2 separate regions of the Homo sapiens genome follow, and region 2 is linked to region 1. The links are chromatin contacts, found by Hi-C or POLR2A ChIA-PET in ENCODE. All regions are on one chromosome and are shown on one strand. Each heading gives the region's core, a stretch centred on a gene start or an enhancer-like site at or near the end of the contact. The rest is flanking DNA. Distances are from core to core; before and after follow the strand shown.

Evidence for each region. Hi-C counts contacts between places; a loop is a spot of excess contacts on that map. ChIA-PET counts read pairs that join two places held with the same protein, here RNA polymerase II (POLR2A). Pooled maps may share reads with other maps.
Region 2: a map of gastrocnemius medialis shows a loop between it and region 1 (11-fold over the local background). The contact joins the promoter of MLXIPL here to the promoter of BCL7B in region 1. A Hi-C loop is called at or near these places in 1 of 168 maps with a recorded cell type or tissue (gastrocnemius medialis) and 7 of 50 pooled maps. POLR2A ChIA-PET finds 5 or more read pairs at or near these places in 5 of 52 experiments (Caco-2, HepG2, RWPE1 and 2 more).

Annotation. Positions count from the first base shown.
Region 1 is chr7:73,555,118-73,559,585 of GRCh38, forward strand. It overlaps BCL7B (BAF chromatin remodeling complex subunit BCL7B), which reads right to left and starts at 2,573. Exons shown (of 6, transcript NM_001707.4): 1 at 2,370-2,573. The coding sequence starts at 2,461. RefSeq lists silencers at 1,909-2,358, 2,379-2,428, 2,449-2,558, 2,609-2,848.
Region 2 is chr7:73,621,816-73,626,283 of GRCh38, forward strand. It overlaps MLXIPL (MLX interacting protein like), which reads right to left and starts at 2,707. Exons shown (of 17, transcript NM_032951.3): 1 at 2,385-2,707. The coding sequence starts at 2,677.

The sequences.
Region 1 (4,468 bases), core at 1,323-3,822:
ACAGGAGGCCAGGCACAGTGGCTCACATCTGTAATTCCAGCACTTTGGGAGGTCATGGTGGGAGGACCACTTGGAATTCAGGAGTTCAAGACCAGCTTGGCCAACATGGTGAAACCCGGTCTCCACAAAAATACAAAAAATTAGCTGGGTGTGGTGGTGTACACTTATAATCAGCTACTCGGGAGGCTGAGGCAGAATTGCTTGAACCCGGGAAGCAGAGGTTGCCGTGAGCCAAGATCGCACCATTGCACTCCAACGTGGGTGACAGAGCAAGACTCTGTCTCAAAAAAAAAGAAATCAAATATAGGAAATGTCTTATGAGTCCATCTAATACAACTGTGGAAAGGTCTATGAAGGAGACTTGATCTAGATTGGGAATCTCAAGTGGTAAACCTAAGGAAGCAACTTTTGAGCTGAGCTAGGAGTTAACTCGGCAAGAGGGAGGAGAGGAGAGAGGAAGAAGAATGCCAGGCGGCAGGAAGAGCAGAGTGACTTCATTGGTAAGACAGCGGGCATCCTGGGAAAGAGCCAGCCAAGTGAGGCAGGAAGGAGGGCCTTCTTCAGTATTTATCCTAAAAGCAAGAAGGGAACCACTGAAGCATTACTAGGGGTGCTAGGATAAGATGCACATTTTATATATTTTTTTACAGATGGGGTCTCACTGTGTTGCCCAGGCTGGAGTGCCATGGCATGATCATAGTTCACTGCAGCCTCAACTCCTGGGCTCCAGCGATCCTCCCACCACAGCCTTCCAAATAAGGCTGTGCACTTTAAAAAGGTCACTCCGCTACTCGGAAGAGAGAAAAATAAAATCACTCAGTGCAAATGAACAGACTGGGGAATGAGCAAGAGCAGAAGCAGAGAGTTTACAGGGAGGCTGGTACAGAGTTCCAGGTGACAGGGGATGGCCCTTCAGCCTAGCCTGCTAGGGGCGGGGGGGTCAAAAATGGGGAGAAGAGAAAGGTGTACCTGTTCTTAGGTTTCACCAAAACCTCGGAGGATTAAAGGTGGACGAGGAAAACCATGAGTATGTTAAACTAATATTTATACTGAAACCCAACTATATATGAAGCCCTCAGACATAAAAAAGAGAAGGAACTTCCCTCTTGTGGGGAAATGGACAGATAAACACACAAATAAAGTCCAACGTACCAACGACCTTAAAGGAGGTAAAGGGATGGGAGGAGTTAAGGAAAGCTTCCTGGCGGGAGGTAACATCTACTTGAACTTTTATTTTCTGTAGAGACGGGGTCTCACTATGTTGCCCAGGCTGGTCTCAAACTCCTGGCCTCAAGCGATCCGCCCACCTCAGCCTCCCAAAGTGCTGGGATTACATGCCTGAGCCACCTCACCTAGCCAGACCTGGGTTTTTAAATTATTAGTAGTAATTGGCTATACAAAAGAGCTGACGAAGTTGGCTGTGAAAGTTTAATGTGATGACTCCGATACACACCGATATAGTATGTATCGGAGTTCCGGATACTAAACAGGGGCTCAATCGGCATCTTCCATGAACATTTTAGACACGGGGTCTCTCTCCGTAGCCCAGGCTGGAGTGCCGTGGCACGATCATAGCTCACTGCAGCCTCCAACTCCTGGGTCCCAGCAATCCTCCCACCACAGCCTCCCAAGTAAGGATGTGCACTTTAAAAAGACCACTCTGCTACTTGGAAGTGAGAAAAATAAAATCACACAGTGCAAATGATGAACGGACTGGGGAATGAACAAGAGCAGAAGCAGGGAAATTAGAGGGAGGCTGGTACATAGTTTGCAAAGGACTCTCCTGACAGCCGCCGGGGCAGCAAGAGAAAATGCCTACCAAGCTCGCGGCGCAGGGGCCGGTTACTGGGGGAAAGGGAGGGGTATCCCTCTGGATGACACCAGGCTTGCTCCCTTGACAGATGGACTAACCCAGAAACTCACCCAACTTCAACGCCTGAATACGCAGAGCGCTCAGCCTGGCGGGCTGACACCACTCCAGGGCTACTCGCTATTATCAAGAGGAAGCCTGGAAACGCAGGCGGGGCCACTGCCCAGGAAGAGGGGAGGGCGGGCCCCGGGCTGGGCCGGGCGCGGGCACCGACGCCAGGCAGCTCCAGTCCGGGCCGGAAGCCGGAATCCCCTCCCAGGCGGCGCGCGGCAGCAGCCGCAGCAGGTGGGCGGGCCCGCGAGCCGGGAGGACCGCTGATTGGCCGCGGCCGGCGCGCCCTCTGACCTCACGCCGACGCCAGCGGCGCCCTCCTCCCGCCTTCTCCCGCACCCCCCTCCCCCAGCGCCGGCCGGTCGGCTCCCACCTGACCCGCCAGTCCCACGCTCCTCAGGGCCTGGATCCGCGACCCCCGCCAGCCCCCTAAGCTCCGGCCCCTCACCATTTCCGCACTTTCTCGATGGCCGCCATCACCTTCTTGATGTCGTCCTTGGCCCGGCTGCGGGTCTCCGCCCGGACCGACCGGCCCGACATGGCGGCGGCGGGAGCGGCGGGGGCCGGGGCACTGCTCCCAAGACACCGGGGATCGCGCGCCTCACGCGCCGCCGCCCGCCCGCCGCCGCCGCAGCGTCACAGCGGCCGTCGCCCCCTCCGTGCGCGCGTGCGCGAGAAAGCGCGCGCACCCGCCCGCCCCTTGGGGCTCACGGCCTCAGCGCGCCTGCGCGCCCCGCCCGGGGCGTCCCTCCTGAGTGCCCCGGGAGTCCCCTGAGCCCCCTACCCGGGCCGGGGTGCGAGGCGGGTTGGGCGCACGTGCTTGTGGTCAGGGCGAGGTGCGAGGTGCCGCCGGTGGGCAACCTGGTTCTCTTCCCTGAGAGTTTGGAGGTCGGCTCCCTGCTCTGGCCAGCGTGTTAGGAACCTGACCCTGTGGAACCGCACTCCTGCGCCATCTCTGTCCTCCCGCCTCTCCTGCCCAGCACCTTTGCCCTCTGGCTCCTACGCTGTGCTCCAACCACGCCTTTCTTAAGGATGGCTTCCGGTCTTTGCACACACCTGTTCCTCACCTGGAATCCCCTCCTCTCTTTACCAGATGAACTGCTTTCCCAGCATTCAGACCACATTCTTGCCTTTTCTCGAGTATCTAGTAGTCCCAAGTATTTGGGAGGCTGAAGCGGGAGGATCACTTGACCCCAGGAATTTGAGGCTGCCGTCAGCTATGATATGATCGCACCTGTGAATAGCCACTGCACTCCAGCCTGGGCAACATATGGAGACCCCATGTCTAAACGAGACCCCGTCTCTAAAGTAAATAAATAAAAAGATGTCTATTTTGTGCAAGACTCTGTACCTAAAGCTGAAGACATACGTGGTTTTGGTTTCAAAGAGCTTCCAGTTTGTTTATTTATTGAGACGGAGTCTCGCTCTGTGACTCAGGCTGGAGTGCAGTGGTGTGATCTCCGCTCACTGCAACCTCCGCCTCCCGGGTTCAAGCGGTTCTTCTGCCTCAGCCTCCTGAGTAGCTGGGATTACAGGCGGGTGCCACCACGCCCAGCTAATTTTTGTAATTTTAGTAGAGACGGGGTTTTATCATGTTGGTCAGGCTGGTCTGGAACTCCTGACCTCGTGATCTGCCCGCCTTGGCCTCTCAAAGTGCTGGGATTACAGGCGTGAGCCACCACGCCTGGCCTTTTTTTTTTTGAGACGGAGTCTCGCTCTTTTGCCCAGGCTGGAGTACAGTGGTGTGATCTCGGCTCACTACAATCTCCGCCTCCCGGGTTCAAGCAATTTTCTGTCTCAGCCTTCCGAGTAGCTGGGATTATAGTCGTCCGCCATCACACCCAGCTAATTTTTTTATTTTTAGTGGAGATGGGGTTTCACCATGTTGGTCAGGCTGGTCTTGAACTCCTGACCTCGTGATCCACCTGCCTCGGCCTCCCAAAGTACTGGGATTACAGGCGTGAGCCACCGCACCCGGCCCAGTTTATTTATTCATGTGGAGAGGGGATCTCACTATGTTGTCCAGGCTGGTCTTGAACTCCTGGTCTCAAGGGATCCTCACAAAGTGCTGGGATTACAGGCATGAGCCACTGTGACTGGCTGAGCTTCCAGTTTAGTAGAACATTCAGACGAAAAAAAAATATTTATTTTTTACTTTTACTTATTTTTTGGTACAGGGCCTTGCTCAAGTGATCCTTCTGCCTCAGCCTCCTGTGTAGCTGAGACCACAGGCGAGGGCCACCATGCCTCGCTGACATTTTTTTTTTTTTTTTTTTGGTAGAGACAGGGTCTTCCTATGTTGCCCAGGTTGGTCTTGAACACCTGGACTCAATTGATCCTCCTTCCTCGGCCTCCCACAGTGCTGGGATTGCAGACGTGAGTCACTGGGTCCAGCTTCCCAAAGCATATTTAAAATGCTATTTGATAAATGCTAGCCTAGGCGGAGCATGGTGGCTCACGCCTGTAATCCCAGCACTTTGGGAGGCCAAGGTGGGTGGATCATTTGAGGTCAGGAGTTTGAGATCAGCCTGTCCAACGTGGCAAAAC
Region 2 (4,468 bases), core at 1,457-3,956, 67 kb after region 1:
CATCTCCCTCCGTCTCCCTCCCTCCATCTCCCTCCCTCCCTCCTTCTCCCTCCCTCCTCCATCTCCCTCCCTCCATTTCCCTCTATCTCCCTCCCTCCCTCCATCTCCCTCTCTCCATCTCCCTCTCTCCATCTCCCTCCCTCCTTTATCTCCCTCCCTCCTTCCATCTCCCTCCCTCCCTTCCTTCCTTCCTCCCCCCATCTCCCTCCCTCCCTCCCTCCCTTCCTTCCAACAAGGTCTCACTCTATCACCCAGGGTGGAGTGCAGTGGCACCATCATGTCTTACTGGAGCCTCAACCTCCTGGGCTGAAGTGATCCTCCCACCTCAGACTCCCCAGTAGCTGGTACTAGGAATGTGCCATCACACCTGGCTGATTAAAGAAAATTTTTTTTGGCCAGGCATGTTGGCTCATGCCTGTAATCCCAGCACTTGGGGAGGCCAAGGCAGGTGGATCACCTGAGGTCAGGAGTTTGAGACCAGCCTGGCCAACATGGTGAAATCTCGTCTCTACTAAAAATACAAAAAATTAGCTGGAGGTGGTGGGCGCCTGTAATCCCAGCTACTCAGGAGGCTGAGGCAGGAGATTCTCTTGAACCCGGAAGGCAGAGGTTGCAGTGAGCTGAGATGGCACCACTGCACTCCAGCCTGGGCAACAAGAGCAAAACTCTGTCTCAAAAAAAAAAAAAAATTTTTTTTTTTTTGGTAGAGACAGGTTCTCAGTATGTTGCCCAGGCTGGTCTCCAACTCCTGGGCTCAAGCAATCCTTGGATGAGAACCTTGGCCTCCTAAAGTGCTGGGCTTACAGGCAGGAGCCACTGTGCCCAGCCAGAGATTTACTATTAATATTTGGGTATTTGGGAAGAAAACACAGTCCTCTCTACCCCAGCTATCTCTGACTGGGGTTACATCAGCCTTGAGTCAGCCTCTGGGTGGGGGGGCAATTTTGGGGGTGCGCTCTGTCCCTTACCTTGCCAGCTCCCCAGAACCTCTCCTCTTTGGTCACCCATCGTCAGGGTTGGAAGTGAGGCCCCCTCCCAAATAGAGTGATGTGTAGTATATAATGAGCAGCCAAAGTTGGGGTTGGGTGGGAAATGGGAGACCCTTAGGAGGAGGAGTGCCGGCATCCGGTGTACCAGGACCTTAGATGCCCTGTCCCAGGCAGTCGCGTGACATTTGGGGAGGGAGGGAGAAGGGACGGGAATTTGAACTTTCCACACGGGTCCGACGCCCTGGCCGATCGGGTTGCAACATGACCTGGGCCAGGGGCCAGAGCTTGTGGGCCAAGGTTACTCCGCCTCCAGCCAATGGGGTCGCAGCTGGGCGGCTGCGGTTGGGGGCAGGCAACACTCCCCTCACAGTCCCCACCCCAGCTCCTGCTCCCCCGCAGGGCGGCAGGTGCCGATCTGTAGCCAGCGGTTCTCAGAAGGGGAGGAGGCGCCGCGGAGGAAGAGGAATATTTGCACAGAGAAAAGATCAAGGCCGGCCGATCCCCCTTTCTCCCCTACGGGTTTTCGGTTGATAATTTATACTGGCCCCTCAACTCCGGGGAACTTTGCTCCAGGGCACTGGGCCAGGCCTCGGGTTCGCGCCCTCCTCTGGGACGCGGGGCGTGGAGCGGCAGCGGGGCGCGGCCTGTGCGCTCTCGGTGGCACTAAGCGGGGGTCCCAGGCAGCGACGGGCGCTCAGCCTAGTGTGGCGACGTGGGTAGGCGAACCCAGGCCTCCCGGGCACCGGCGTAACCTCTGCGAGCTGCGCCTCTTGGACATTTCTGGGACATCCTCCTCCCGCCACCCTTAATGTAGCAGATCAAGAAGAGGTGTCTCAGCAATTGCGGGGAGGTGGACGTGAGAGTGGGCCAGTTCCAGTCCACTTTGGTTATGAACTGGGACAATCAGGGGCGCTGGGAGTATCTCAGGGTCCAGGAATAGGGCGGGCTTGGGCCGGGGCTGCTGGGGAGAAGGCCGAGGCCTGCAGGGGGTCGGGTGGAGTGGCTCCAGAGTGGAGAGTGGGGATGGGCGCGGGTGGCCTAGGGACCAGGGGCGCCTGGCATTTTTGTAGGGACGGAGGGGCTGGGACCAGAGAGAGGGGACCAGAGGTCCAGGTAGAGGTGGGGCGCAGGCGGTCTGCGCTTCGGGGAAGAGGGAATGGGGGAGGAATGGGAATCAGAAATGCGTGGGTCCGTCAGGGGCCAGCGGGCTGGGCCGCTGTAGGAGGACCTCGGGGCTGGGAGAAAGGGGGTGTCCAGGGCGTGATCGGAGCCTCCGGGAGCCGCAGGACCGGGCTCGGGTGGGGTGTTGAGGGCCCCAGCGCGCAGTCCTGCCCCGGACCCCCCCCCCATCCCCACCTGGAAGCCAAGGCCGTCAGGGCCCGGAACCGCCCTCACCTGTAGGCCAGGCTCAAGCACTCGAAGAGGCGTGTGAGTGTGGGGTCGATACTGCGCGGCCCGAAGTCGGAGGGCCCCACGGACCCCTCCTGGTCGCGCCGCCGGGGCAGCGAGTCGCTGTGCGGCGACGACACCATGAAGTGACCGCTGTGGATGACCTGCGAGCGGAGCAAGCCGCCCGCGCTGCGCCGGAGACTCGGGTCCTCCGAGTCTGTGTCCGAGTCCGAGTCTGGGCTGGGCGCGACCCGCGGGACCTGCAAGCCCGCGGCCAGACCTGCCAGCGCGCCGGCCATGGCTGTCGCCGCCGCAACCGCCTGGTCCCTGCTCCGCGCAGCGCGGGGAACAGCTCTTGGCCAGCCGGGCCTCATTAACATAGCCCCGCCCCCACACCATAGGCCGATCGGGTGGGCGGGGCCTGGGACGGGGCGGGGCTTGTATTAGCATAATCCTTACGCCAGGTGAGAACCCGGTGCTCTGGAGCTCTGGCGGGTTGGCCCCATCTCCCTTCCCGTCTTTCCTTGGAGTCCTGATAGAGCCGCCCCTACTTTGCTCCAAAGGGATATTAAGAAAGGTCAGGCCGGACGCCAGGGGCTCTTGCCTGTAATCCTAGCACTTTAGGAGGCCAAGGCGGGAGGATGGCTTGAGGTCAGGAGTTCGAGACCAGCCTGAGCAATATGGCAAGACCCCCATCTCTACCAAAAAAATGCAAAAATTAGCCGGACATAGTGGAGAAAGCCTGTAATACCAGCTACTGGGGAGGCTGAGGTGGGAGGATTCCTTGAGCCCAGGAGTTCGACAATATGGCAAAACCCTGTCTCTACCAAACATACAAAAATTATCCAGGCATGGTGGCGTGTGCATGTAGTCCTAGCTACTCCGAAGGCTGAAGTGGGAGAATCGCTTGAGACCAAGAGGTTGAGGCTGCAGTGAGCGGAGATCGCGCCACTGCACTCCAGCCTGGATGACAGAGTGAGACCCTGTCTCCACAACAAAAGGGTCCCCTATCACACCTGAGCCTGAAAGCGCCTCAGGACCTGGGGTTTGTTCTTTCAGGGGCACCCTCCTGTGAGGCCAGAGATCACCATCTCCCCTCACCTAACTCCTGCCCTTCACCTCCAACCCCCGCCCCCCATATTAGCTCTTCTGGGTCCTCCACATAGGTAGAAGCCCCCAACTCTCAGGGGCCTGATGTGGTAAGCCCAAGGTAATGCCCCTGAAGGGCCTGGCCCACAGGAGGTTGCTAACACCTCTAGTTAACATGGTGGCCAACACGGTGGCCGGGCGCGGTGGCTCTCGCCTTCAATCCTAGCACTTTGGGAGGCCATGGTGGGTGGGTCACTTGAGGCCAGGAGTTCGAAACCAGCCTGGCTAACATGGAGAAACCCCTTCTCTACTAAAAATACAAAAATTACCGGATGTGACGATGCGTGCTTGGCTTATAATCCCAGCTACTCGGGAGGCTGAGGTGGAAGAATCACATGAGCCCAAGAGGTGGAGGTTGCAGTGAGCCGAGATCGCGCCCTACTGCACTCCACCCTGGGCAACAGTGAAATCCTGTTTCAAAAACAAAATAAAATACTTAAGAAAAAATATATATTAAAAAAATTGTGATCATTACTTCACCTGCACAGAGAGGCCCAAGGGGAGCCTCGAGGGACTGTTACTGGTAGGGATGGGTGGCTCACTGGAAGGTGGACATCCCCTAGGCAGGCATCTACCCAGGAGCTCTGAGCCCCTTCTCTCACTGACACTGAGGTCCAGCTTTTGTTCCTGCTTCTTTGTATTTTTATTTATCTATATACTTCTATTTATTTATTGTTTTGAGACGGAGGCTCACTCTGTCACCCAGGCTGGAGTGCAATGGCACGATCTCGGCTCACTGCAACCTCTGCCTCCCTGGTTCAAGCGATTCTCCTGCCTTAGCCTCCTGAGTAGCCGGGATTACAAGTGCCCGCCACCATGCCCAGCTAATTTTTGTATTTTTAGTAGAGACGAGGTTTCTCCATGCTGGCCAGGCTGGTCTCAAACTCCTGACCTTAAAGCGATTTGCCCACCTCAGCCTCTCAAAGTGCTGGGATTCCAGG